Regions from separate parts of the Homo sapiens genome. Here region 2 is linked to region 1. A link is a loop called in an ENCODE intact Hi-C map of the cell type or tissue named here. Cell type or tissue: CD4-positive, alpha-beta T cell. All regions are shown on one strand. Links, peaks and the distances in the headings refer to the core of each region. The heading gives the core; the rest is flanking DNA. Region 1 has its middle 20 kb from the start of SOGA3-KIAA0408. Region 2 overlaps TRMT11 (tRNA methyltransferase 11).

The links. A loop is a pair of places that touch in the nucleus more often than their neighbours do. Peaks named below come from ENCODE experiments on the same cell type or tissue, not always from the same donor. Only the 100,000 strongest peaks of a DNase experiment are listed, where the experiment ranks them.
Region 2: a loop joins it to region 1, with 26 times the contacts of the local background. A loop is called at or near these places in 6 of 110 quality-filtered maps.

The regions. Positions count from the first base shown.
Region 1 is chr6:127,530,957-127,547,160 of GRCh38, reverse strand. No RefSeq gene overlaps it. Among named protein-coding and RNA genes, the nearest start is that of SOGA3-KIAA0408, 20 kb to the right of the region's middle. In CD4-positive, alpha-beta T cell, for the core only: CTCF peaks have their summits at 7,466 and 7,665 (motif pointing right); no DNase peak of the experiment used is centred there.
Region 2 is chr6:125,990,778-126,005,320 of GRCh38, reverse strand. TRMT11 (tRNA methyltransferase 11) reads right to left here. Exons shown (of 13, transcript NM_001031712.3): 2 at 11,499-11,564; 3 at 9,281-9,354; 4 at 7,187-7,268; 5 at 7,006-7,098; 6 at 6,637-6,771; 7 at 5,708-5,864. Among named protein-coding and RNA genes, the nearest start is that of TRMT11, 12 kb to the right of the region's middle. In CD4-positive, alpha-beta T cell, for the core only: CTCF peaks have their summits at 8,958 and 9,160 (motif pointing left); a DNase peak (open chromatin) is centred at 9,150; H3K4me3 peaks cover 303 bases.

The sequences.
Region 1 (16,204 bases), core at 3,140-11,139:
AATTGGCCAGGCTGTCCAGGGCAGAGTCATGTTAAACCAAGTATCCAGTTCCTGAAAAATAATGTAACCCTTCATACTATCATATCTTTAACACTGAGTCATAATAATGAGTTGATGTGAGAGTATAGCATAGAGAAAAAGACTATGGACAGATTTAGAATTGGTCTGACAGATCAGCCAGCTTTTACTTTGGTAATCAGGGAAGTGGGTCAGGGAAATCAGAGGACGAGTTGAATCAAACGATGCAAATAAGAAAAACTCCAAACATGAGGTGCTGACAAAACCGATCTGGGTTAGGGACCAAAGTGCTAATTGATGTCCGCTGAAGAAATAAAATGAGAATATAGGTGTCTGGGAAAGGAAGAAAAAAGAACAAAGATGAGGTGCAGTGGTGTAGATTGAAGGCGGCATTCATATTCGTTTTGAATTTGGAACTTAGTCTAAAAACATGTTAACAACTGAAAAAAGAGCTTCTTACAGCTTTGCCGTAAGAAACTAATTTATTTCAAAAAAGCATTACAGATTTTGTTAAATGCCCTTGTTACACACAGGGGCAAATTTCCCACGCCAAAACAAAAATTCATGAATAAGCTTTATAGATAAGATTTGTCTCCCTCCTCTCTCAGGCTCCTATGATACCCCCAAAATGTAAAAGAACACCATCCTGCCAAAAATGTGATTCAAACAATGAAGATATTTCACTGTGGAGGACACGAGGAAATCTACTACTGCAAAACATACATCAGAGTGGTAAATCTTTGAAAAATAAGTCATTAACATGCGCAAACGTACAGTGATCCAACTGGAAAAATACTTGTTATTCAGAGAGAATAATAAGGGTGCTTTTTTTTCCTAATTAGTATTCAGTGTTGATACAAAATTAAACATTGTTTCTTAGCAAGGTTCTTTTTCAATATCAAAAAAGGAAAATAATTCATAGATTAATTTGAATAAGAAGCACTTTTTCAGTATACTTGCTAGTTTTCAGTTCTTTTGTAAAAGAGCAGTTTATTTATATTCATATTTTCATTTTGAAACCACTTAATCCAATGCAGGATAACATTTTTAAGTGAGTTACCATTGCAGATATGTGATAGGAGCTGAGTTTTTAATATAGTATTTCCATCTGTCATTATTACTTAAGGGAGGATTCATTTATATTTTAACACTTGAGAATTAGAAATGATAATTTTTAAAGGAACTATTTCAAGTTGGTTGGCTGAGCTGATTTTTTTTTTTTTTTTTTACTTAGTTCTCATTGAAATTCAAAAGAACTACCAAAAAGTTAAGGGAAATCAGAGAAGAGTGACTTCAAGCAATTTCTGGAAGACATGATACTGATGAGATTAAACTTAGTGAATGGCAAACCACCCAGCAGTTTATTAGCCCACCTGGAAAGCCAAAGGACAGCTTTCAGAAAGATCTGAAAACCCAGTGAAGTTCTGCTTGGCAAGAAATACAGGCAAGCCTAGCCTAAAGAAGGGGATGATGGGTGAGAAGGGGAAAGGGAATTCTCAATCTTACCTTACACCTATCTTATGAAAGTGCATGGAGGCTTGTTCACAGGCTCTCCTCCTATCCTGCACTCGGCCCAAATAGTATATTAGTAATCAATCCAATAGCAACAACTATGTTTGATTGAAAAACAAAAGCAAAGACAAACCCCACTATTTCCATTACAGTCATGAAGAATGTGATATAAATGACACTGCACCATTACCTACTCTTTTTCAGCATTGTTTAGAAAGCTTTAACCTAGAGAAAGAGAGAGACAGAGAGAAAGAGAAAAAAAGAAACAGGGATAGAAGGAAGGGTGGGGAGGGAAGAATGGAAGGAGAAAGGAAATCAGTAGAGTATAATTATGAAAAAAGAGTCAGTCAGGCATGGTGGCTCACGCCTGTAATGCCAGCACTTTGGGAGGCCAAGGCAGGTGGATCACAAGGTCAGGAGATTGAGACCATCCTGGCCAACATGGTGAAACCCCATCTCTACTAAAAATACAAGAAAATTAGCCGGGCATGGCGGTGCGCGCTATAGTCCCAGCTATTCAGGAGACTGAGGCAGGAGAATTGCTTGAACCCGGGAGGCAGAGACTGCAGTGAGCCAAGATCATGCCACTGCACTCCAGCCTGGCGACAGAGTGAGACTCCATTAAAAAAAAAAAAAAAAAAGAAAGGCAAATTTATTATTATTTACAAGCAATAAGATTATTTATTTAGAAAATCCAAGATAATCAAATAAAGAACTGTCAGTGCCTATGAGAGAATTTAGAAACGCAAAGTGTTTCTGGAAAAAAATAGAAAATTAAAGACTTTTCTATATCTGAGAAAAATAAAGAAAGAGGAATCAGGTGTGGTGGCTCATGCCTGCAATCCCAGCTACTTGCGAGGCCAAGGCAGGAGGATCACTTGAGACCAGGAGTTTGAGACTGCAGTGAACTATAATCATGCCACTGCATTCCAGCCTGAGTGGCAGAGTGAGAGCCTGTCTCCCTAAACAAACAAACAAAAAAAGAAAGGAAAGAAACTAAAAAAGTAAACAAGACATTTGTCAATAGTTTAAAAACAAGCAGATACACAGAAGAAGAAAAAAAGACAAGAAATTGACCCAAGCATTTGAAATAATTTGGTATATGATAGAAGTATAATTTTAAATCAGTTTGACTTTCGAATAATGCATTGGGCTAAGTGACTAAACATCAAGATAGACCACTACCTCAGAGAAATATATTCTACATCATAGAAAAAATTGAAAGGTTTTTATAAAGAAAAGAAAAATCCATGTTAATGAGTTAATGAAAACATGTAAATATAAAAATGCTAGAAAAAAATATTGATGAACAATCCCAAATTGGGAGAAAACTATCCAGTTATGTAACCAAATGCAGAAACCAATAATTAATTTGTAAAGAAGATTCTTTTTCATTAAAAAAATTATTTGTTTTTTGTTTTGTTTTGGTTTGGTTTTGGTTTGAGACGATCTCAACTCACTGCAACCTCTGCCTCCTGGGTTCAAGCAATTCTCCTGCCTCAGCCTCCCGAGTAGCTGAGACTACAGGCATGTGCCACCATGCCTGGCTAATTTTTGTATTTTTAGTGGAGACGAGGTTTCACTACGTTGGCCAGGCTGGTCTCGAACTCCTGACTGCAGGTGATCCGCCCTCCTCGGCCTCCTAAAGTGCTAGGATTACAGGCGTGAGCCACCTTGCTCAGCCAAAAAAAAAAAAAATATATATATATATATATATGTGTGTGTGTATATATATGTGTGTATATATATGTGTATATATATGTGTATATATATGTGTATATATATATGTGTATATATATGTGTATATATATGTGTATATATATATGTGTATATATATGTGTATATATATGTGTATATATGTATATATATGTGTATATATATGTGTGTATATATATGTGTGTATATATATATATATATGAAGTGAAGGTGGGAAAATGGGATAGGGATAGGTAAATGTTAGTAGTGGTCTCTCATGGCCACGCATTGAGGCTGAAGAAAACGTGTTGGAAATGTAGTTATCCAATTTTCTTCTTCATGATATGCACTGGATGAGTCCCAGAGGAGACTGATGGCATGTGATTGATACGGTGTTGCATAGAGGTAGACATATAACCTGGGACTATGCACTGTAGAAAGGAGGGTAATGGAGTTCCGTGCTGAACCCACCGAAATCTAGAATTTATTGGATGTCCTTAATGTTGGGACCCTTCCCATTCAGAGTAAATGATGAAACCTGGTGTTCTGCAGGTGACCTTAGCAGATGAAATATTTCCAGGGAATTCTACTACAGGCCTCCAGATACATGTTTCTTAGCTTTGGAACAAATATGGTACTGCTATAATCAGCCCAAAAATACTTGGACCTGAGACCATACAAAACAGATTAGTGGAATATACTATGTAGGTAACTAATGATACTGGCTGTTTCACAATGTTGTGCAGATTCTAGTATGTCAGTTGTCAGAAGAAACCAGAATATAAAAGACACAAGTAGAAATTTGGGTTGTTCAGGAATCTCTGAAAATGTGTTTCTCTTCACTTATTTCTCAGATATTTATGTCCCCCAAAGCTCTGGCTTTGTGGCGATCAGGGCTAGGAAAGGACTGGTAAATGTTAGTAGTGGTCTCTCATGGCCACGCATTGAGGCTGAAGAAAACATGTTGGAAATGTAGTTATCCAATTTTCTTCTTCATGACATGCACTGGATGAGTCCCAGAGGAGACTGATGGCCCGTGATTGATACGGTGTTTCATAGAGGTAGACATATAACCTGGGACTATGCTACTGTAGAAAGGAGGGTAATGGAGTTCAGTATTGAACCTCTCTTTCCTCATCACACTCACTAGGAGGCCAGAATAATATGTAAAACAATAATATGATTTAGGTTAAATCACATCTGCTAACCTATATTAAAATATCAGAAATACTTTTTCCTGCCATATATGAATCATGTCCAAATAATCAAGGGGTCCAGGGCCTCTCAGCTAAGGCCTTAGGGCCACTACCTACCTACCCTGTGACTAGTAGGCCCCTACCCTGTGACTAGTAGGCAATAAGCAAATGTTCCCTCTTGGCCCACCATCTCTTCTCTCCTCTGCTCTCAACTTCACATGTCTCTGGATCCCTCTTGCTCCTGCCACAGGTTTATGCCTCTTCTCTTCAGTGTGCCCTGCTTCAGATTGTGAAGTGTTCTGATATCATCCATCTCCAAGGTTCTGGAGATAGGAGTGAAGCTGTGAGTAGAAAGTGAGGACCTAAGAGGGCCTCTTCCTCTCATGTCTCCTGGGGTTACTAAGCTAAAGTTGTCTCTGCCTCTTCCTGTGATTTATGTTGTATTTCCAAAAGCTGGCTTTTAATCCAAGATTTGTCTTAAACTTAGCCTCAGAAAGAAGGGTAGATACAGGAAACATGGTCATCAAGGGTTGCAAAAATCCCAATCTCAGGCTCAGGGGGTGGAAACAGCAGTTTAATAAAGAGGCTTGTCTCTCCACTGGCAACACTCCCCAGGTGAGGAAGAGGTTTGGTGGGTTCACTTCTTGGTAAATGACACATTTAGAAAGGAATCCAGATGCCAAATAAGGGGAAAGAGAGAGAAGAGGTAATAGAGTGGAATAGAAATCTGTGGTCCTGCAGAAAACTTGGATAGGTGTGTGCAAATGTATAGCAGCAAGTTCTCCAGCGGGTGTTGGTTCTGTGTGTTTTCAGCAGGAAACTAATGACTGAAGAAAATGTGGGAAATGTATGTAGAGAACATGGCAGTTTGGAGTTGATTCTCATGCAAAGTCCACAGGGTGAGGGTGGGGGATTTTGTCTGTATTAGGGGCCCCATCAGAAGGCATCCATTTGAAAAGTTCACACATTGGGATGGCCCTCCATGGAGGGGATAAAAAACTACCTGGAACCAAAGATTTCATCCATAAAATGGATTAAAGCACATCTTCTCCACCCCACTTCCCCTCTTTAAATTACTCTAGACAGGCTCTGTGAAACAAGACTGCTCTGGTTTTATCTGATTTTCATTATAAACCCAAGTCTGCTAAGGGCCAGGGTCCTGTGGGCATCGGAGATTCATCTCTCCTTTTATAGGTTACCCCTGACGTAGAAGTTTCATGGAGGCTGTTGTGCTTCCAAATAAACAAGCCCAGCCACAGCTTTCCCAGGCTCACCTGGGGAAGATGATTCCACTGCATTAGATCTTGGGGGTGGAGGACCCTTTACAGTATGGCGAAGATGAGCAGACATACCTTTGCCTTAAGTACATCTGCTTGAATAATGCTCTAACAACACTTAAGCTGATTTATCTCCTAGCATCTCTGAATAATTTGCTAAGCTGTTCCTGGTTACTGCCAAGAACAGTGTAAGTTATGTCTTGCCATGAAGAATTGGTGAATAATAGTGTTCATTCGGTTGTAATATGCAAGCCCATGTAAATATGCCTACAGGAGGCCCAGGAATCCTGCATCCTGCTTGGATGCAGGAAAACCCACCAGTACGCTTTCCTCAATCAGGGCACTATGACCAAATGCCACTCTTTCAGGCTCCCCCAGATCTTGAGCCTTGTGTATGTGAATGTTGATTCTTGCTGAATCTCAGGAGATTTCTAGGACACCTACGGATTACTCTGGAAGGAAGGAATGAGATGGAGGGGAGCAATATTGCTTTCTATATTCCAATGAAACATTCTTAGAATTGTCATTAATGTGGTACATTGTTAAATAACTGCTAAGAAGCCGGATGATTTCAATAAATATTCCAGATATATTTAAAATATATCACCCACATGGCTATACTAAAGAAAATATGTTAATGACTACACGTATACATTTTATATTTTAAGACTCCATTTAAAAAAACCTTTTACCTCAGTAAAACTGTGATTTATATTCAAAATATGTCTGATTTTAAATCTTACCACTCAACGGATTGCACTCATCAGCCCTTAGTTTACAATGTGACTAAAAACTGCTCCTATGGTGGCATTTGATACAGAAAGGGGAAATTAAACTAATTTTTTTAACAAGCTGGAGTAGCAGCTCTTTCTCACCTGAGGACGGATAGAATAATATTTCCACACACCAGGAAATATTGCTACGTCAAGGGAAGAAAATATGTTCAAATTACCTCTTTTTTCATGACTTTTTCCCTTGTTGATCATATCAAGGTTTGAAAAACTTCATCAAATAACTGAGGATTTGTAAATATTAGCCAGCTCCCAGGGATATGGGTCATGATATGATGAATTTTCTAAAGATATGTAAAAGACCTTGGTACACATCTAGTGCTCCCAGTACAAGCTTATTGATCACATACACTATGAAATATTATATCTTCTAAGTCAATGTCAGTTTATACTAAATATCATCAAATAATATTGGACTAAATATAGTCTTTAAAATATTCATGGTTGAGTGCTCAATTTTTTAATATATAAGCCTGTCAGGAATCCCTCACATTAAAATTATGTTGTGCTATGTAGACCTGATAAATGCTAGAATCCCGCTGTTGTAAATCACACATTTGTAAAAGAAAGGGGAACATGGCTACATTGTATTAAAATATTTGTTGGGTACAGAGTGAACATGTGGATTCAGAACCAAGCTGACTGCCAGCTTAGAGCCCTGTGACTCCCTATTTCCTATCCTAGTACCAAAGTGGCACAGCAGCTCTCAGGGCTGGCCCTGGAGTAAGCAAGCATGCCCTCCAGATGGTAGGCTAATGAGACCACTTATTTAACTATGTTTTGCCTCATTCTCAAGAGCACCTATTTGTCTCCTAGGAAGAAGGCTCACATACCAGGCTATCTGTTGCAAACCTTGACATCTGGTTCATTTCATACCATAAAATGAGAGCAAATGAATATTTTATGCAAGATAATTTATCCCAAATTTTCTAAATTTCAAAGTTATTGTGACATCCACCTTAAAAACGTGGGTTTTGAAAACATTAATTGAAATGATCCTTTAAATGGCTGCTATTCTCTTACTGGGCCCATAAAATATGTAAATATGTGGTTATATAGTTATTGCCAATTTATGATACATTTGTAAAGATTACATCAAGAAAAATAAAACTTCGAATATTAAATACATATTTAATGTATAATGCTGAAATTCTCTAGATTATCACTAGATGGTAGTATACAACATTAAATACAGTCTATTCCCCTGATTGTGCTGTTCTCTGCTTCAAGCTCTTTCCAAATGGCTTTTTAATGATCACAGATTTAATTATAACTAATATTTAATATCTTCTCTAGACACTGATCAAATAATATTATAGTAACTGAGTGATCTTGGACAAGTCGCTTATCCTCTCTGTGCCTCAGTTTCCTCATCTATGAATTGTAGTGCACAATCCCCCATGTAGCCTCTTGATGTTGCCTGAATATACCAAAGGTAAGCCTATAACCTAAAAAGTGACTCAGAATCTTTCCCCAGGGTTTTTCAAACTGTACTTAGGAGTAGCTAGTACATCCCTGGTAGTGGGAGCAGCACAATGTAAAATGCAGATGCTGGAGGAAGCAGGGCAGGAAGCTGCCCTTGAGTAGGAAAAAAAAAAAAAATGAAACTGAAAAGCAGAGAGGAGCACAGACAGTATACTGAGGTAGAGAGTGGGGGGTTCGGTGGGAGAGAGTCCTGATCATGTTGATTCCCTGGTTCCAGCTATTCCTGGAAGCCATGATGTCATTCTTCCAGGAGTTGATTATTCATTCATATTATTTTTCTTTCTGCCTTTCTTTCTTTCTCTTTCTTTCTTTCTTTTTCTTTTCTTTTCTTTTTTTCTTTCTTTCTTTTTTTTTTTTTTTTGGAGTCTCACTCTGTCACCCAGGCTGGAGTGCAATGGTGCAATCTCGGCTCACTGCAACCTCTGCCTCCTGGGCTCAAGCGATTCTCCTGCCTCAGACTCCCGAGTAGCTGGGATTACAGCCACACGCCACCACACCCAGCTAATTTTTGTATTTTTAGTAGAGACATGGTTTCACCATGTTGACCAGGCTAGACTTGAACTCCTGACCTCAGGTGAGACACCTGCCTTGGCCTCTCAAAGTGCTGGGATTACAGGCATGAGCCACCGTGCGCAGCCACATTCATGTACTTCTTTAATCAAACTTGATAAGAAGGCGTTTCTCCAATAAATATTCACTTTTGCCCCAGCTACTTTGACTAGGCTTAGTTACTTTAACCAATGCAATTCTTACCAATTCTTTCCCAGGTGAGAAAGAGATGCTACTCTAGCTCTTAAAAATTAGTTTAATTTCCCATTCCTGTATCAAATGCCAGCATGGGAGCAGTTTTATTCACATTGGTAAACTAAGGGCTGACAGAAGCTGCTCACTCATTCTGTCCATTGAGGAATAGTGGAGCTGTTTAAGTCCTTACCCACGTGGTCTATTTCAAGTTTAACTCCCAGCTATACATTTAACACCAAAAGAGGAAAAATGCAAAGAAGGGAGAAGACGAAATAAGGAGAAGTTCAAAGCTTTGGCTCATTAGAACTAATTAGAATCTTTTTTTTTTTTTTTTTTTTTTTTTGAGACAGAGTCTTGCTCTGTCGCCCAGGCTAGAGTGCAGTGGCAAGCTCTCAGTTCACTACAGCCTCTGATTCCTGGGCGCAAGCAATTCTGCTGCCTCGGCCTCCTGAGTAGTTGGGATTACAGAGCCCCCGCCACCACGCCCGGCTAATTTTTGTATTTTTAGTAGAGATGGGGTTTCGCCGTGTTGGCCAGGTAGTCTCCAACTCCTGACCTCAGGTGATCCGCATGCTTTGGCCTCCCAAAGTGCTGGGATTACAGGAGCGAGAATCTTAAAGAGATACACGGGCCGGGTGCAGTGGCTCACGCCTGTAATCCCAGCACTTTGGGAGGCCAAGGCGGGCGGATCACCTGAGATCAGGAGTTGGAGACCAGCCTGGCCAACATGGTGAAACCCCGTCTCTACTAAAAACACAAAAATTAGCCGGGCTTGGTGGCGCATGCCTATAATCCCAGCTACTCGTTAGTCTGAGGCAGGAGAATCGCTTGAACCCAGGAGGCGGAGGTTGCAGTGAGCCGAGATGGCACCACTGCACTCTAGCCTAGGCGACAAGGAGGAAAACTGTCTCTCAAAAAGAGAGAGAGAGAGAGAGAGAGATACACCTGCCCAAAAAACTCAAGCACTTTGAAAATAGGTATTGCCATTTAAAACCACAACTTCAATCCTAAAAATCTAGATACTTCAGTCCTCCCAGACATTTTCCTAGTGGGGATTTTAATAGTTTTGAGGGTAGGTGAGTGGTATAACTTTATTCTATTAACTTATAGAGGTCCTAATTTGATGTTTATAAACTGATGGTGTTGGCTGGGTGCAGTGGCTCACACCTGTAATCCCAGCAATTTGAGAGGCTAGGGCAGGCAGATCACTTGAGGCCAGGAGTTCAAGACCAGCCTGGCCAACATGGCAAGACCCTGTCTCTACTAAAAATACAAAAATTAGCTTGGCGTGGTGGCATGCGCCTGTGGTCCCAGTTACTTGGGAGGCTGAGGCACGAGAATCACTTAAACCTGGGAGGCAGAGGTTACACTGAGCCAAGATCATGCCATTGTACTCCAGCCTGGGCAACACATCTGGAGTGCAGTGGCATGAGACTCTGTCTCAAAAAATAATAATAATAAAAATAAAAATATGTTAATTAAACATGTTTTAAAAATACAGTAAACTGATAGTGTTAACATATATTTCCCAGGTACCTAAATTTTCAGAAATCCAAGACTAAAGTACGTAGCAGAAATTACCAGGGGTTCTAATCCAGTACAGAACCTCAAAGCAATAAGCCAATTTGGAGATATTCCTACCTCTCTCTCAATCTGTCTGTCTTCTTTCTCCCTCTCTTTCTCTCTCTTTTCCTCTCCCCCCTCCCTGTCTGTCTTCTCTCTCCCTTCCTCCCTCTATCTCTTTCTCTTAGTGTTTATATCTCTCTGTCTTTTCTCTCTCTCTCTGGAAAGATGTTGGATTTTGGAGTCCACTATGGCAATGAGCTGCTTATGAAGGCAGAATCCTAAAATGGGGACACAGCTAGCAGGGTAGGGCCACAGAGAACCTCAGGATTTATTTGTTGGTTTTATGACTCCTTTAGACCCAGCAGGAACATACCCTAAGCTAATCTGGATCTGTACAGAGCCGCTCCTCTGCTGGCTAGTATACAGATCAAATGGCAGCTGCCTGATATGTGGAGGAGAAATATGAAGTATAAAAAGTAAGAACGTGGCTTAAAAGGGACAGTCTTTTAACAGTGTGTCCATTCACCCTTCACTAAGTCATTGCAATAAAGAATACTGTGGGTTCGAAATGATTAAAGAAAAAATTATCAATAAGCCATGGCTGCCCACCCCACTCCCGTTCACAACAGTGTCATCTTCCCCAAACAAACGGAACTTTCCAAGTTCTCCTTGTTGTGAGTGGACCCACATTTTCCAGTTCTCAAAGATCTCAGTATTGGGAATGTCTATGAAATACCATTTTCATCCTCCCACTATAGTTAATCTGGCCAATTCACATTTTCTCCCACATGAAAATTATAACATTTTCTTCATTTCCATAACTATTTATGTAAACCCGATTTCAGTTTGGATTATAGCAGTCCCTTCTTTACTCTTTCTTGTCTTCCTTAGATTTATCTAGCTTTCTGACTGAAGATAATCTCTATTCCCTTCCTCAGGTATCTGCAGTGTGTTCTTGCTGATTTTCACACCAAAACAAAACTCCATTTGGAATTTGTAATCTCCATCAATGCTTTTTGTTTATTCATGCATTTATATTTTACCCATACATGCATTCATTTATTCAAATAAGTTAAAACTTTTTTAGTGTTTACTAAGATCCTCTATCCTGAGTCTTAGGGATACAGCAGTGAAAAAAACAAAGCTCCACCATCATGGAGCTCCCACTGTAAGGCGAGGAAGCAGACAAGTAACAGTATATCAGGTGGAGAATACTGCTATGAGAAAAAAAATAAAGCAATGTAAGAAGAGTAGGGATTATTGAATGGGTGGAAATTTATGTAAAGAATTAAGATTATATTCTGACAATCAGAGAAGGTGACATTTGAAACGAGACCATAAGGAAGTGTGAAAAGCAAGCAATTATTTGGGGAAAGAGAATTCTTATCAAATGGAAAACGATGCTTCAAAAATCATGAGTCATGAGTGTGCATCTAGTATTTGAGGAACAGTAAGGAGGTCAGTGTGAAAGAAGACTAGAGAAGGTCAGAGAGAGTGCAGGAGCCAGAATTGGTAGGGCTTCATGAGAAATATATATACCAATATGGAGAGCTTCCTGAGGAATATATATATACCTTGGGTTTGCTATGGGAGAGATCCCAAGCCATTGTACAGGCTGAGCTAGGAGCATCATGATCTGACTAACCTTTGAAAAGATGACTCTGGTCACCATGTAAGCTTTACTTATATGAGAAGGAGAGCAAAGTTAGAAGCGGGGAGACTCTTACAGGCACCATAAGATTCTCCCTTGGATTGTGTTGGTAACAGTGAAAGTGGTGCCAAAAGGGTCTCTTCTATTAGAGAATTATTTTGCTTATAGGTCTGACAAGATTTCCTGAATAACCAAAGTAGGATATGAGAAGAAAGAGAGGAGCCAAAGATTTTTAATTGAATAATTAGAAAGTTGGCATTTTCACTAACTGACATTGGAGAACTACAGAAGATGTCCAAGTACTCCATAATAAAAAGATTCTATGTGTTTCAGTTTGGCCTCCTTCCTGGACTTACTCTGCATCTCTCATTTCCTTTGCTAAAATTCATCTGCCCACCCACAACACTCTTATTCAATCAAGAACATTTATCAGCCACTCATAATTTGCAAAGCCCTGCATTAGAAACTGAAAAGGACATCAAAATATGTTATGTGACTCCACAAGTTTCTAAGAATTTATGTGAGAAAAATAATGTTTACCTGGAATAATATAAAAATATAATTCAAATATGCAAAATTATCTTGATAAATAACCTTTTATGAGCAAAATTAGTGAATAGCCACAGACATACAGTAGGGATATAACTATGAACAAGAAATGACTGCTCTTAGGAAGTTTGTAACATATGCTGAAAGTTCAATAAGTGACATCCATGTTTCCTGGTTGGAATGTAACAGTTTTTCAAAATGCATTAAATGAAAAAATGAAACACCAGAACTAAAGTGGGAAGAGGTCATTGTCAGCCAGGGGAATTAAATAAATAGGTCAAACCTGCAGTTCCTGCAATACCAGCTTGCATTTTACTGTTTCATGATGATTTCTCTAACTAAATGCTTCTCCAGCAAGTTTCCTCTATACTTACATACTATCAGCACTAGTCTGATTTTCACTTATGTTTATGTTTGCTTAGAAGTATACATTAGTTATGCTCTAGAATATCAATTTGATAGCAGGAGCTTCATCATATTTAATTTCCCTTGAGCTTTATAGATGCTAAATAAATATTGTGAAAAAGTTACAACATATACTTGAATATTACAAAATGTTTTACATTACTTAAAATCGCTTTCATAAAAGGGGGAGAGGGTAGGGAGTCTTTCCAAAAGTCCAGAAAACTTCCTTCTTTGGGAATATATATCTTTTGCAGCCCAAGATAGGAATCCACTCAGTGTTCAAGAGAATCCGTCAAGTACTTGTTCCCTAATTTTAGTTGTCAGATTTTAAGCCAGGAAGTGGTACTATTTCCACATATTGTGTACAATTTCAATCAATCATGAGATGTGTGATGTAAAGATCCCTTTTATCAGGAACTGCACGTTATTTTAATTTCTTCTAAAATAATTCTAATTTAAATTCCCACTGAATACTGGTTTTTCTAGCCTCTTCAGTGGGAGTGAAAACTACACTTTAATTTCTTCTAAAATATTTCTAATTTAAATTCCCACTGAATACTGATTTTTCTAAGCCTCTTCAGTGGGAGTGAAAACTTCACTTGACGTGCAGTCAGATCTATATTTTGTTCCAACTCTGTGGCTCATTCATCTCCATGCCTGGTTAACTCAGACTAGTAGATTTGCTCTCTCATCGATAACACAGAGCAACTAAACCCTGCCTTTGTCACATAGCACTGGATGGTGATGAAAATTTTAAAAATAATAATAACCATGTATGGAAACGCTATCAATCGTGAAGCATTGTACTAAAATAGAGTATTTTTGTTTACCAGTAAAACCTGCTAATATGCCAGTTCTGTCTTCTGGCAAGATGCCTTTGGTCAAAATGGGGCACTTATCTAAAATGGCGGACAGCAGTTTGTTACTTTGCTGATTTTGTTTCTCACACTTTAGGAATTGTGTGTGTGCATTTCAAACAAAATATCCTTTAGATTGTCTCAGGCCATCAGTGACATTCATAGCATGAAGTTTTTGTTTTTAAAGATGCCAAGATTGACAAAACATGATGAAAGAAATTATTGCACAATGCTGATGTTTTCCATTTGTCAGCCACACTTGAGTTTCTTAAGCAATATTTGAGATCATCATAATGTAAACTGAAATATCATTTTTATTGTACTTTTTATGCAAAAGAAAAAGAAAAAGCCAAAAAAAGATAGCAAAGAGAAAAAACATTGAACTGAAGGAAATTGCTTCAAACACAGATCAAGTAGCTGAAAATACATAAAATGTAGTTAGTTACTTTGATGGGTAGATTCAGTGAACATTATAGTTCTTTTTGCCTTCTTCCTCTGTTTATTCATTTCTGTAACCATTTTATATTCTTCATTTCTAAAGGAAGCATAAAAGGCTTTTAATATTCTTTATTTGTAAAAGAAATTTAATATGATACATGAAATAACAATTAGAATTTATAAAAGCATTCAGCTTTGTGATAGAGACAAAAATCAACTAGTTTTAGTTTCCATACATAGCAATAAATAATTGGAAAATTAAGCTGAAAAATAGTTTGCTTATAATTGAAACAAATATTCTGGAATACCTGGACATAAAACTAGAAGAAAAGTGCAACACTATAACAAAAAAACCTGAAACATTATTAAGGACCTTTTTTTAAAAGCCTAAATCAATGTATAGATTATGCAAAAATACTCTAATTTTTAAGGACATTAATTTTCCTAAACAAATGTATGAAGTCAGATAATCACAGCAAGATTTTCATGAAACTTGACAAACCAACTTTAAAGTTCATTTGAAAGATAAAATAAAAATAAACAAGAAAAGATTTAAATAAATAAGAGGGAATGCCCTACCAGATATCAACATGGTGTATGAATTCATGGTAATTAGCATACCATATATTAGCATAATAATAGATTAATCAACAGACTAGATAGTACGAAAAAGACTCGTACTAATATTGGAATTTAGAATATTAAATAATTAGTATACAGTTAAGAGCATGTATTCTGGAGCCAGAGTGCCTGTGTTCAAATTTGATCCTGACACTAACTGGCTGTGTCACCTTGAAAAAATTATTTAATCTCACTTAACCTAAATTTTGATATGTATAAAATGGAGATAATAACAGTATCTACCCATTTATAAAATTAAGCTCCTTTTTTTTATTGAGAAGAACTTTCTAAGCTAGATGCAAACCTAAGCACTATAAATATAATGATTTGAAAAGTGCCTGCATAAGAATTTAAAATTTTGTCCAAAACACTATCAAGTCAAAGAGCAAAGGACAATCTGGAGAAAAAAATATGAGTAGACTATAGAAAGGTATATTATCTAGAATATTTTAAAAATCCTAAATAGTAATAAGAAAACTTGACTCTAATTGAAAAATAAGTAAAGGAGATGAAGAGCAATTCAAATACAAATGATATATAAAAAGATGCCCAATATCATTAATAATCAGGAAAACATATATTGAATAAAAATTATATATAGTTTTTTTTTTACTTTTTCTTAACCTTAAGTTCTGGGATACATGTGCAGAATATGTAGGTTTGTTACACAGGTATACATGTGCCATGGTGGTTTGCTGTACCTATCAACTCATCATGTAGGTTTTAAGCCCTGCATGCATTAGATATTTTTACTAATGCTCTCCCTCCCCTTGCTTCACACCCCCTACATATAGTTTTTAATCAAATATATTGTAAACTATTTAAAAGATACCTAGTTTTGACAAAAAGAGGAAAAACAAGTCCTGTCATGCACTGTTAGTAGGAAAATGCATTAATAATGATGTTCTAGAAAGTAAAAGGGCAAATTCTTAAAATATTAAAGGAGCATATATTTCAATCAGTAAGTCATTTTTGAATGTCTACTCTACAGAAAAACAGAGGTGCACAAGGGCATATGTACAAAGTGGGCTTTTTATGTTTTTACCTACAATAAAAAGTCATAAACAATATAAATGTCTTAAATATATTGGAATATTTCTAGTACGGTGTACTAAGCAGCAACTAGAGAATAAGGCAAATTCGTATGACTCATAGGAGAAGATATCCAACTCATATTGTTAAGTTAAAATAAAGTATATTGCAGGACTATACAAGTGGTATGTTCGCATTTTATATTTAATTCATTTATTTCTAATACACATTCATAGGAAAGGCCAGCAAGTGCCCGCACTAAACTCTCAGCAATGATCAATTTTGTGTTGAATAACGAAACAAAAGAGATGTGAAAGTAGACTTTCAGTTTTTAGTCTATATTTCTCTATTTTAAAAATCTTTCACA
Region 2 (14,543 bases), core at 4,646-12,645, 1.5 Mb after region 1:
ATATCATACTACCTCCTTTGGGATTAGCACCAATTGAAGTAAATACATATTCACTCACCAATTAGATAAACAAAAGCAAAATATGCTACTAAACAAATTACATTAAATTAAGTAAAGCTACACACTCTGTTAATAAGAGTGTTATATATGCCATTCACAAGTCTTGTACTGTATCACAGACAGGGCTGTGCCATTAATAGGTATTCAATAAATTCATGATGATCATTCCTTTAGCCAAACTCACATGAGAATAGTAGCACTTCCTAACAACTAAGAGATGACACAATGCTATGTCTCTTCCCCTTTGGGAAAGTGGAGACACACACTTTAAAAAAAGAATTTTTACTAAAATGAAAACCAATGTATTTGTTAAAATTGAAAGAAAAGTGTGTTTCTGCCGCTCATAATGTCATTCTAAACAACAGTAGCAAACAGTCTAAAGGAAAAAAGGAAAAGTATTTAGGCATGAAAAGATTATTTTTCTCCTTTCAGTCTCCCAGAAGCTTTCTACCCTACTCTATATCCCTGAGAAAAATCACGAACCATGAGTAGTAAGTGAGCAATACATTTGGGAAACTACATACATTTCAATTTTGTACCTTTAAAATAAAAAGGGGATTAGACACATGAATTTTTTTTAAAAAACTATTTAAAAGGCAACCAAAAGAAAAATATCAACAAATGTTTTGTGAAAACTATGGCCATGGAGAAGGACACAGAGCTACGTATTTCTCCAGTCCTTCAGAAGGTACCACCCATCGATGAGGCAAAAGGCCCAAGAGAGGACAAACTGTGCTTAAGACCTGTGTCTATTCACAATTATTGGTTATTATGTTTCAAAACAAAAGCACCAAAAATTGACTGATGTCCTAAAGCTATACTTAAACTACAAACACAAATTACGAAAATATATTTCAGCAGCACCTTTGCAAAGATCCTCCTCTCATTTTCTATTAATTGTACTATATGAACAGTCAGACGTTCCAAATATACTACCCACTGTGAGGAGCTGCCCTAAAGCAAACAGAAGCAGGTCTCCTTGCCCCTCAACACACTATAAATGGTCCATATATTGACAGCTGTGAAGATAATTTCAAAATCTAGCCTCATCTACTCAACAAAAAAATATTACCCATACTGGCAACCATATTTTTTAACTCTGTGGTCTAGTCTATGTGTATGTATATATATTAATCATTTTCTACATGTATATATCTAAAAGAATTATTCTCAATTGACAAAAAAAGTTTTTAAAGTCCAAGAACAAGATTAAGAATAAAAGCTTTAGCATTTGGAAAAAGGTAAATTAAATCCATTCTTCACATCATACTGGAGAATAATCTCCAAATGAACCAGAGATCTAAAAAGAAAAAATGTAAAACTACAAAAGCACTAGAAGAAAACACAAATGAATTCCTCTATAACTTGAGTGTGGGGAAAACTTTTGCATGGCAAAAATCAATTAGTAGCAAAGTCAAAAGATAAATGACAAGCTAAGGGAAAATACTGCAGCATACATCACAGAAAAATAAGGGGAGTGTGAGGAGGTTGTATCTCAAGCTTACAAAGGACCTTGAAAAATCAGGGAAAGAGACCAAAAATGCTATCAAAAAATGGGCAAAAGACAAAAAAAGACAAATCAAAGAAAGTCATAATGGCCCTTAAAATATAAAAAATTGTGATACTTCATTCGTAACCATAGACATACAAATTAACACTACATTGAGATATCATTTTTCACCCAACAGAACAAGCAAAACTTCAAAAGCCTGAAATATACTCTGCTGGTGAGACTGTGGAAAAACAGGGACTCTCCTACAACTGTTGGTAGGAATCCAAAATAGTATAATGGAGACAAATTTGGCAGTATCTAATGAAACTGCATATGCATACACTCTTCAACCCAGAAATCCTACTTGTAAGAATTTACCCTAGGACAGAGGGGTCCAATCTTTTGGCTTTCCTGGGCCACATTCGAAGAAGAATTGTCTTGGGCTGTACATAAAATACACTAACACTAATGATAGCTGGTGAGCTAAAAAAAATTGCAAAAATTCTCATAACGTTTTAAGAAACTTTACAAGTTTGTATCAGGCCACATTCAAAGCCATCTGGGCCACATGTGGTCCATGGGCTGCGGGTTGGATAAGCTTGCCCTAGAGCTACATCTCCAACATTACAAAGGTATATATTCATAAGGTTAGTCATTTCAAGCATTATTTGTAACTGTAAAATACTGAAAACTACCGATGTCCAACTATAGGAGATTGTTTGAATAAATTACGGTACATACACTCATGAAGCAAAACTAAAACAGAATAAAGATAAGCTCCATGAACTGACAGGAAGTGATTTCCAGGAAATACCATTAAGTGAAAAAAGCAAAGTTAAAACCAACACACACAGTATGATACCTTTTGTGTAAGAAAGTAGCGAAAATAAGAAAATGTATATATTCCATTATGAATCAGAAAATGTATTATCATTACAAAAAGAAACAGGAAGAATCAACTAGAAAACAATGAAGTTAGTCACCTAGGATAGGTGGGAGAACAGGCTGGAAGCGTTATAAAGGTAAAGTGACATCTCTTTGAGTACCACTTCTTGTGTAGTTCTGACTTTTGGAAGCAAGTTCATCTTATACATATTTGAAAATAAAAGTAAATCAATAAGGAGTGGGGGATAGGAGATAAAAACCTAAAACAGAGGGCAAACTGGAACAAATGAACCCAAATGAATTTTAAATGAAAAGGGAAAAAGCAGGCACAGTATTTGACTTTACTGCCCCTTAGGGTGAAGAACTGAAAACACATCCTGAACTCTTATTCACAGGATATTTTTAAGTGGCATAAGCAAAACAACTGTGAAACCATTTCAGATATAGGAATGAGGAAAAGAGTAAATGTGTTGATGTAGCTAGGAATCAGGGTTCTCACTGTGGAAGAAGGTACACATAAACATAGAATAGGGTAGTCAAAAGGAAATCTGTAAGGATTGACTGCAATTTATAGTATATGTGCAAATTCACAGTGTCTAAAATACGTATATGCATGTGTATGTGCATACGCACAGTATATAAGAATAAATACATGTATATTTGCACATGCACTTACATGCATATTGTGTATATATGCATATATATTTTCTAGTTTGTCCACTGAAAGGATCTATAATCCAGATTTCATTTCCCTGCTAAAAGAAACAAAAATTCCTTGGAAAAATGACTGATACCAGAGCTTGAACAAATAGAAGAGAAAGTAAGGAAGTACTCCAAAGAAAAAAGGATAGGAACATGTCACAAAGACAGATTCAATGTGAAAGAGCTCTCACTGGGCAAATCACAATTTGAGGAACAAAAGTAATTAAGAAAATTAAGAAATATAATGAATTATAGACCATCGGGGTTAAAAAGGAGAACCCATTAGTTCATATTAATAACAAATAGAAAAACAAATACATGGAAGAGAGGAAAGGGCTTTTGCTTACAGTAGAATAATGAATGTCGACTTGTAACTGTGGAGGGAGCACTGGAGTTGGAAAATCATCCCTTTGAAACCATCAAAGTAAAAACTGGTTCAGGAAAGAATTATCAATGGCTACTAAACCTGACGACCTGAGTGGTGAGAGGAGACTGGATAAGGAATAGAATACTACATGGCCTTAATGTGTCTCTCCACAGATTGCTTAATAGCAAGAAAAAAAATAAAATAAAATAAAACCACCAGTAATTGTACTGTTTATGATTATGAACAGAAAAAAATCAAACACAACCTAGACCAGATGATCAAAAATTACCAATACCAATGCAGGGCAGAAGGCCATCATGTACACACCCCTGAGAAGGCCACAAAAGTCACTGATGTAGTGGTCCAGCTGGGAATGTATAACCTAATCCTAATCTTGAGGAGACATCAAACAACCCAAAATGAGGAAAAAATTAGATAAAAAATAAAGGGAAGAGAAATAGCATCTTGAAAAGTGCAAATTTCATAAAAGAAAAAAAGACTTTGGCTGTGTTCCAAATCAAAGACATCAAAGAAATATTAACAACAAAATATAATACCTGATCCTAGCCAGGAAAGGGAAAAGGATGCTGTCAAAAATATTAATATTACTGGGTAAACTGGCAAGACTGAAATATGAATATCAAAGTACTGTATTAATACATCTATTAACACTGAAAACAGTACTGTGGTTATGTAGAAGAATATATCCTCATTCTTGAGAAATAATTACTTGAAGGGTAAAGGGATGTGATGGATACAACTTTCAAATGATGCAGGAAAGAAAAGATTATGTAAATAGAAACAAATAGAACAAATGATAAAACAAATGAGGCCAAATGTTAACAACAGCTAAGTTAAGGATACATGCATGTTCTTTGTCCTACTTTTATTCTTGTAGCTTTTCTGAAAGTTTGATATTATTTCCAATAAAAAGTTTAAAATTTGGGGTGAGTTACTTAGGATAATGAGAGTGGGGAAGAAAAGAATATAGAGTATGCTGAGGGTAGGTGATATGGAGAAACTGGCAGAGAAGAAAGACTCACCAGTGAATTAACTCAACAATAAACAGAGAAAGTTATTCCATCAATTAGAAATTTATTGACCTTGATACTACTTCTTCCTAAGCATATGTGGTCATATTCCTTAAGTTAGTACATGGTGTAATAGCTGGTTGGCAGATCCCAATGCAGAGAGAGGCAGCTCAAAGTTAAGGGCATGAGCTCTGGAGTTGGACTGCTTGAGTTTGAATCCTATGAAACCAATATACTGTATAACCTTGGCCAAGTCACTGCACCTTTCTCTCTGCCATAATTTCCTCAAGCAAATTTTTAAAGTATCTCCATGTTAGTTGTTGTAAGAATTAAACTAGATAGTAGCATCAGAATGCATAGCATAGTACCTGATACATTTACTATTCAATAAACGTTAGCTCTGCATCATCACTGCCCAAGGGGAAAGATGGCTACAGGGACAGGCTCCAACCACAAAATGAGCCACAATGAGCTTGGTCAAACAAATTTAAATACAAGTATTTGCTGGGTATGGGCAAGATCCAGCAAAATTGAGTGGAAGTAGGAAAAAGTCTGCACAGAGTCAGATGGAGTTTTAGGACTTCCATAAAAAATTATCCCAATCATATGCACAAAAAACCAAGGTCACTGCCACAGTGACCAGGCTATCTAGCCCATTGATACTTTGACACTTTTCTTATTTCACACTTACTTATAAACCTCCATAAACCAACTCAAAGATAGGATATATTAACTATTTTCTCCATCCACATATACAGTTATGAATTTAAACTGTATGAGTACATTTAAACTGGATGAATACATTTTTTTGATCTTGTCATCCAAGTCTTTCTTTCACCAAGAGTTTTCCTATTTAAATAAACTATACAGCTTTACAACATTTCTACAATGTATGGTATTGCAAGTTTTTCTGCTACAAAAAAATTAGATGGATGCTCCCTCCTAGTGGTTTATCTGGAATAAAACCCATACAATTCTATCAGCATCATCTTTGAAGTGGCATAAGTGTTAAATACTAGCTATTACACAAGTATGTGGTTGTCTGTTGGCCACTATCCAAACACAATTAAAAGATTATCCATTTACTCTTTTAGCAAAAATATTACCATGACCTTCATTAATATAAATAAGCAACATCTCTACACTAGCTTAAAAGTTAAATAAAAATACCTGTTCCAACAAATGGATCAAAGACAATATCATTTTCTTTCACTTTTCCATGGTTAGCCATAATGAATGACAAACCAGCATCCATACTTGTATTTCCAATAAAGTGTCTCTTTTTGACACTGTATGACTCAATAAGCTCTCTCTGTCCATCTGCAATCTAAATCAGAGATATTTCTTATGTTAGTATAGCCATACAGAATAGACTTAAGATAATCACTCACAATAAGACCATTGTATTTTGCTGATAAGAACTTCTTTCCACTTATTACTGCTCTAAACTTATTTATTTAAAATAATGTAATTGAGGTAGTTATGAACAAAGCCTTTTATTGCTTAATGTCATTCCATTTACTTTTTCTTTTCAAAACAAGTATGAACTGCATTTGAATGCAATTACTCCAGAGGTAGGTGTTAAGGTATGCCCATTTCTTTGTTCTCCTACATAACAATAATCTCTAACATAAGTCACAACTTCCACTCACAGCTTCCAATCACCCATTTAAAGCCTCAGAGAAGTCGGCAGAACTGCTTTACAGTAATTCCATTTCTTTTGGAATGGAAGGCCCAGATTGGGAATCTCCACAAATGAGATTCCTCAACTACCACAGCACTCTGTGTTTTCTCTGCTTTATAAAAAAAAAGAAACAAACAAAAAAAAAAAAAACAGTCCAGATGTTCTGGTAAGTCTTGTTTCAACATTTCCAGGTATACCAACTCCTCCCTATATCTAACAAGCCTCTTGCACTTCATTTAAGAATCTCTGGGAAAACACAAAACAAAACATAATCACATACTCTTCACCAATTTTAATCCATTCAGTAGTTCTGACTCTTCAGCTGCTTTAAAGTTCTACATAGGAGTCAACAAAAGGCCTAATAAGTAGCTTTCAAAAAAACAAACTGACATAGGTAGAAAGAAAACTTGCTCACCCATCTACCAAAATAAATATTATGTGGATTCTCAGGGATGCAGTTTGGGTCTAAACCATAATCCTCCAAAACAGAAAATACATGTTGCGGTTTCTTTAAATTCACTTTTCCTTCAAATGGCAGAAATTCAAGTGCCTAAAAGAAACAAAAGAAATGCTGATGTCTTATAATAATTTACAATGAAAAATGGCGCTTATCTAATAACATTACCTTGTAAGCCTGGAGTCAACATTAAATAAAACATGAAAAGCACTTAGCACAAAATGTGGTACAAAATAAACACTTCACAGACATTAGGTATTCCTATATATCAACAATGGCCAGACTGCATTCATCATGTAGGTTTTTTGTTTTGCTAAATTTACTTACATCTATTCGCTTGATTTTCTCTTCTTGTGTCAATGTCTTATTAAAAGTGTGAATCTTTATTTTATATGTAGAGTCCGAATGTAGAAATGGAACCTAAAATAAAAGGAAATCAGTTTTTTGAGTATTTTAATTCTACAGAATCTGCACGCATGCCTATATAAAACCACATTTTACTACGCACCATCTTCTCCACAGGGTAGTTTTTAAGAGAACTGTACAGCTCCTCAGGAGATTGTCCATGACCCCATAGTTCAAATATAGACCTAGGAAATAAATGATTGGTACTAACCTCAGTAAAGAACTTAGTTCACACAGGAATACATACAGTCATTTTACTAGTTCTTTATGCACACTCCACTGATTATTGCCTATGTTTTGCAAAGTATAAATGAATCGGTTATTTTAGATAAATGGGTAAAAAGCTGCAGAAAAGCCAATTATTCCCAATGTCTTCTCCATAATACAAAAAGACTAATGACCAAATAAAAATGTTATTAACAATTAGCTGGCCAGGCACAGTGGTTAACGCCTGTAATCCCAGCATCTTGGGAGGCCGAGGTGGGTGGATCACTGGAGCCCAGGAGTTCAAGACCAGCCTGGGCAACATAGTAAAACCTTGTCTCTACAAAAAAGGCAAAAAATCAGCCAGGCATGGTGGCACACACCCATAGCCCCAGCTACTTGGGAGGCTGAGGTGGGAGGATCACCTGAGCCCTGGAACTTGAGACTAAAATGAGCCAAGATCATGTCACCGCACTCCAGCATGGACAACAGAGTGATACTCTGTCATGCATGTGCGTGCGCACGTATGGACACACACACACAATTTTAGTAACTAACTTACCCAAAATGTTGAGGTCTAATAAGGCATATTCCTAGGTACTTGTTATATTTTTCACCTTTTTGTCGCATGCTCAAAATATTTCATGTTAATAATAAATTAACTTTCAATCCCTTCTAACACAGAAAAATTTGAATTTAAGTTGGTTTTGAATCTATGCTTTTATAAAAGTCTATCTTCATTCTGATACAGTTAAATTGTAATTTTTTTCCTTTGCAAATGATTTCTTCCTTTTCTATTGAATTTACAGAGAAAAGGCTTCTACAATAATATTAATCTCACTTAGCTATCACTTAAGGTATACCTCAGCTACACAAAATATATAGATAATAAAAAGCAATTAAAAATTATATTATACAACTGTTAATTGTGCCATTAATCAAATATATGAATTAGAAGAGTTATGAAAGAAGCATACAAGTTCTTAGTACTCCAGTGGCTATTTTAAACCTAACAAGCAATTATTCAAAAAGAGTTTTTTAAAAGTTATGTTTCTGTTTTCTAGTCATTTTTATTTCATAATAAGGCCTGTTAACGACCTTCACTGTAAAAGATTAAAGGCTGCAGGTAGTTCTCAATAGGATGAAGTTAACTAAATATTGGGTTGTGTCCAATTCCGTAATACAACAATTACATATGATGATATAAAACATCGCTAACCATGTTAATAAAACTAGATATATGTAAATTCTTATTTGCATTGCATTAGCAAATATAATTTCTACAGAAAGTTTTCAGCAATCTGCCAAAATGTTCAGGAAGAAAAAGCAGCTTAAAGATAACACAAGCTGTTTGATATTTAAGATGCTAGTTAAAAATACAGTTTAATTTTCAAATCTGATGACAGAAAATTTTCCAACAGTATAAAGAAAAAAGAAATGAAAGAAAAGAAAAAAAAAGTGGATGCCAATGATAAAGTCTAGAAACACTGAGGATAAACAATGAACAGCATCATTACATTAATTCACACCAAGATTTGGTACTCATAATTATTTTCTCTACCAACTGAAACAGTAAAACATGTCTCACGGCAGTCCTCACTTTTTGTTACCTTACACTTCACTAATCTGCTCATCCAATTAAAAACCATCTATGAAAAAAGTATTTTTGGATTTTCAGCACTTTGGTTATAATTATATGTGGCATCTATCCTGCGTAAGAACATAGTGTTTATATCTCATACTATACTCCCGCATAATACGGAAGTTTTAAAAAATTATTCTAAAACAAATGTGTCGACATTTCCCCAGAGATTCTTTCATCCTTGGTTTCGGCAGGTAACCCTCCTCTGGTCCCCCACCGCCACCCAGTGGCAGTTGTATGTAACTGCAAGCTAAACTGAGCCTTCACACTGCCCAATATAGCAAAAAACAGGATTGAGTGGTTATGAGAAGTACCAGTATATTCATGCAGGAGAACATAAGTTTCTCTTACTTGGCACACACTGTCCGTTTCATCAAATTTCTTGCAATATCTTCAGAGGGAATGCTAAGAATCCAAAATGGTGACTAAAAGAAATAACAATATGCAACTTAATTCTAAGTGGCTACATGGCCTCATATGCTTTTATTCAAGAAGTCAATAAGGAGAAGTGCCTATTTGCTACTTTCATGTAAGAATATCTGATCTGACTGTAACCAAAATAAAAATCGTTCCAATAGTAAAAAAGTAAATTAGAATAATATAGTAAAAACATTTTTATAATGACCCTATAAACGAATATATCCTCAAATGAAACATTAATTTTGTATCTGCCCTTTTATGTAGCTTTACGAAAGGAATTAATGCATATTATATCCCAAAGTATAATCTTGAAATTCATCATGGCTAATCATCCCTTATAATACAGCTATTTCATTTTTAATTTCTAAGTAATGTATTTCTTAGTTGCTACATGAGACCTTTTTCTAGGTAGGTGTGGCCATCTGAGGGTGAAGGAGGGGCCCTTTGAAACAACTATGATAGAAAATCATGAGGTACATTATTAAATTCTCATTAGCTTTTACTATTTTATATTTTATCTAGGGGAAAAAAGCTCCAAGTGCATCAGGGGTGTTTTCCCAATCCTCTATCCCAACACCCAAGATTACAGGCACTGGTAAGCTGCAGCCAGATAACCTCTTGCCAGAACACAGCAAAATCCAAAAGGATCCTGACCTCATTTCATCACCCTTAGCCAATTATATCCGCACTCTCCTTCCTTTCCTCCTCCCCTCAATAAGTGAAAGTCATTCAGGAATAAAAGTCCAACACTACAGGACTTTCAACTTTAGCTCTTTCATCTTTTGCAAGAAATCCTTCCTGTCACACCTAGCTTTTTTCTTTTTTCTTCAACTTTTAAGTTCAGGGATACCTGTGCAGGATGTGCAGGTTTGTTGCATAGGTAAACGTGTGCCATGGTGGTTTGCTGCTCAGATCAACCCATCGCCTAGGTATTAAGCCCAGCATCCATTAGCTATTCTTCCTGATGCTCTCCTTCACCAGACTCCACCACCCCCAACAGGCTCCAGTGTGTGTTGTTTCCCTGGACATGTCCATATGTTCTTATTATTCAGCTCCCACTTATAAGTGAGAACACGTGGTGTTTGGTTTTCTGTTCCTGCATTAGTTTGCTGAGGATAATGGCTTCCAACTCTATCCATGCCCCTGCAAAGGACATGATCTCATTCCTTTTTATGGCTGCACAGTATGCATGATCTCGTTCCTTTTTATGGCTTCCATGGTGTATATGTACATTTTCATTATCCAGTCTATCACTGATGGCATTTAGGTTGATTCTATGCTTTGCTATTGTGAATAGTGCTGCAATGAACATATGCATGCATGTATCTTTATAATAGAATGACTTATATTACTTTGGGTATATACCCCGTTTTTTTTCTTCCAATATTTACCCTACCCAACAGAAAAATTCAAAATAATCCAAACAAGAAAAAATATTTTCATCTTAGTATTACTTTTATTGAGAAAATTTTTAAAGCAACCTGAATAAAATGAAATGGTTAATTATGGTAGAGCTAGTCAATGAAAAATATTATGTAGCTATGTTAGAGATAAAGGCCAAGTAACAACTTAGGCCTATATTGACACTATCAGGTGAGAAACACAGACTACAGAAGTAGAATTACAATAGGGAAAAAAAAGTACACGAAAAAAAAAAAGACTGGAAGGCAGCATCCCCAAATTATAAGTCACGTCAAGAAGGAACTGCAAATTATTTTTTCTATTTTCCAAACTTCTGTCAAACACTGATATAGTTTTATGCAAAATACAAAGCTCATAAATTCAGTCTTATACAATGCACAATTTCAAATTTTAAAATGATTCTCAACACGAGCCCAACATTCTGCCAAATTCTAAATTCAAATTCTAAACACAGCTCACCAATGGAGCACAGCCCTTTTTTAGGTGAAAGGACAAATTATGACACAACTGTTGACTAAAAATGTAAAACAAATAAAATACTAGAAATAAATCTAAATTACTTAACAAAACCACAAATTTTCCAAAAATATCCACTTTATTCCACTGCCTCTTGAAACAGATACAAGTAACCATACAAATATAAATTTAAGATATGCACTTCTTCTCTTCAAACCCAAGGCTCTATTTCTAAGTATACTCCATATGGTCTAATGAAAATTTAACTTACCTTTCCATAAGTTTCTTGACTGCTGGCAAACTGACCTCCAAAAAGCAAAAGCAAAGACTTTATTTCCTGTATTGAAAATATTACAGAGAAAATACATTTTAACAAAAAGGAACTAAAAATGTACTAAGGGAGACAGGTATTACATGACTAAAAAATAAGAGTAGGCTGAAGATCTAACTGAGGCATTTAAGCTTCAACATCAGACAATTACAATTTAGGGTTCAGAAATAATCTAATAATAAAAACCACAGGTAAGTAATTTCTGAGAAATTTTCGACAACAGAAGAGTTAGCAAACACTTGATCAAAAAATTCCCTGATTTTGGAAAGGAAAAAAACAGGTTACACAAAGTGCAGATTAGTAAGACTGACGATTGATGAATAAAGTTAAAATGAAAATCAGACACATGATTTGAAGATGTTTGGAAAAGAAAAAAATAATCAGCCAGGGCATACCACTATGTATTCATTAAGCACAAATAACTATCTCATCTTCTTTCTGTGTAAAGTTACAGAACTAGAAACAGAACTAACATAATAGATACTTTAAAAGCATCATTCATGCAAAGTTGAAATCTGTCCAGAGAGTGTTTATATTCTTTGAAGCAATCACTTTGTACTGATAAACCCAAATAATTATACAAATTTTATAATTTGTATGACTAACAAGTTATCTCCTTAAATCACATAAAACAGGTAGAATCACACTCTTCCATATAGGTCTCATGGAGGATGGAACCTAATGAGAGGTAAGTGTTCCACTGCTGGCTACCTACTATCCCCTTTCCTCCCAACCAGAAGGAAGAGCCTTTAACACCAAGCCCACCGCCATCAAAAGGGAAACTATACCCAGACCAGGAAGTCCCCCACTCCAAGACCAAGAAGAATGAGAAGTTCAAGCTACTAGTGCCATTTCTATTTTGTCTATGCAACAAATCATTTTTTAAAATTCAGTGTTAGAAGGGGCTGAATTCAGTCCAATCAGATGGATCGACCAAGAACTATCACAGACTACTGATAAATCAGTGAAGGCAGCCCAAAGGTTATTTTGCAGCAAGGAAAACACAAATCTGAATAGGAGACATCATGAGACTTAGAAATTAAATAGACCATAATCTGATTTTCAGCTCTTCCAAATACTAGCGATGTGGCTTTATACAAGAATCTTAAATCCTCCAACTTTTAGTTCCCTCAAATGTGAAACAGGAATCATAGCTACCTCATCAGGTTAGGTGAACTATAAAGAGAGAAGCATAGAACCTAGGTGGTTATTAAGGGAATCAAAATGATGAGGACCCTGATAACTGTCCTAGAAGTCCAGTGGCTCAAGAAGTCAACCAAGACTGATAGAGTTATAGCACTTAAAAGAAAAAAAATAAAGTTATAGATTAAATTACTTCATCTTGCATGATTGTTGTTTGTTCTATATTAAAGCATATTGTAAAGTCAGTTTTACATTTAAAACATCCAACTATAACCAAGTTAAAACACCAAAGTTTGCTGCTCCTGGAATATACTGTTAAAAAGCTGCAACAAGCTAAAACACAAAGATCCTAAGAGTTAGGTGGGGAAAAAAAGTGAAAGATTAAAGTTTTATGGCATAGCATTATCTCTACTACCCAAAGCTTAAGCAGCCACCTAAAACTGAGAATAAATATGATAACCCAAGTTTCAAATTGAAAAGCAAAACATGTTTAAACCACTTCATCAATCTACTTGGAAAAAGCAAAACACAAAATGTTCATTAATCTTATGGCAAATTCAACTTTCCAGTTGAGACTCTTTCTATATTAGGAATAAAAAATAATTTATATTGAACATTGGATATAAAAATGTAGCATGATCTGGGGCATGTGTGATGCGTTAATTCCATGAGCTTTTCTATTATTTCAGCTACTTGCTTTTTCATCCATTTAAAAGGTTGCTTCAGGACAAGCAATAAAACCCAGGAGTTTGAACTTTAGTAAACACTATTTAGTACAATAAGTACTACATTAAGTAGCTGCCAACTATACTTAGCCCTGATTAACTCTATCAGAGGTAAAACTGGACCACACTTATATTCCTGATCTCTCATTTTAATTCATAAAGGCAGCCATTCATTATAGCTTCCTTGCTTATCAGTTCTAATGCAGTAGCTGGGCCCAAAAGGATAGACTGTCCTTTGCATTGCCTTTCCCAGAAGAGATTCTATATCACTGATTTTAATATTTTAAGCAGCCAGGTATGGCGGCTCCACCTGCAATCCCAGCACTTTGGGAGGCCGAGGCAAAGAGATAACTTGAGACCGGGAGTCTGAGACCAACCCTGGCAACACAGTGAGAGCTCCCAAGACCCCCTCCCGCCCCCTCACACCAACACTCAGCCTCTGATTAACACCCGGCTCCACAAAAATAAAAATAAAAAAATTAGCCAGACATAGTGGTGCACCTGTAGTCCCAGCTACTCAGGAAGCTAAGGTGGGAGGATGGCTTAACTTGGGTCTTTGAGGCTGCAGTGAGCCACGGTCACGCCACTGCACTGTAGCCTGGAAAACAGAGAGAGAACAGTCTCCAAAAAAAATTTTTTTTTTTTTTTTGAGATGGAGTCTCACACTGTCACCCGGGCTGGAGTGCGATGGTGTGATCTCGGCTCACTGCAACCTCCACCTCCCAGGTTCATGCGATTCTCCTGCCTCAGCCTCTTGGGTAGCTGAGATTACAGGCGCACACCACCACATCTGGCTAATTTTTTGTATTTTTAGTAGAGATGGGGTTTCACTATGTTGGCCAGACTGGTCTCGAACTCCTGACCTTGTGATCCGCCCGCCTCAGCCTCCCAAAGTACTGGAATTACAGGAGTGAGCCACTGCGCCCGGACCCCCAAAAAAATTTTTAAGCAACTAATATGTGCAAGTCCCTGATCTATGTAAAAATACACACACATTTATCTTAGGGAAATTATGGTCTAGTAGAACCAACAAAACCACCTCACAACTGAAATGTAAAGTGTAAAAAACAGTACATGTTCTTAAACAGGTAAAAGCAAAAAAGTATTAGAGTACAAG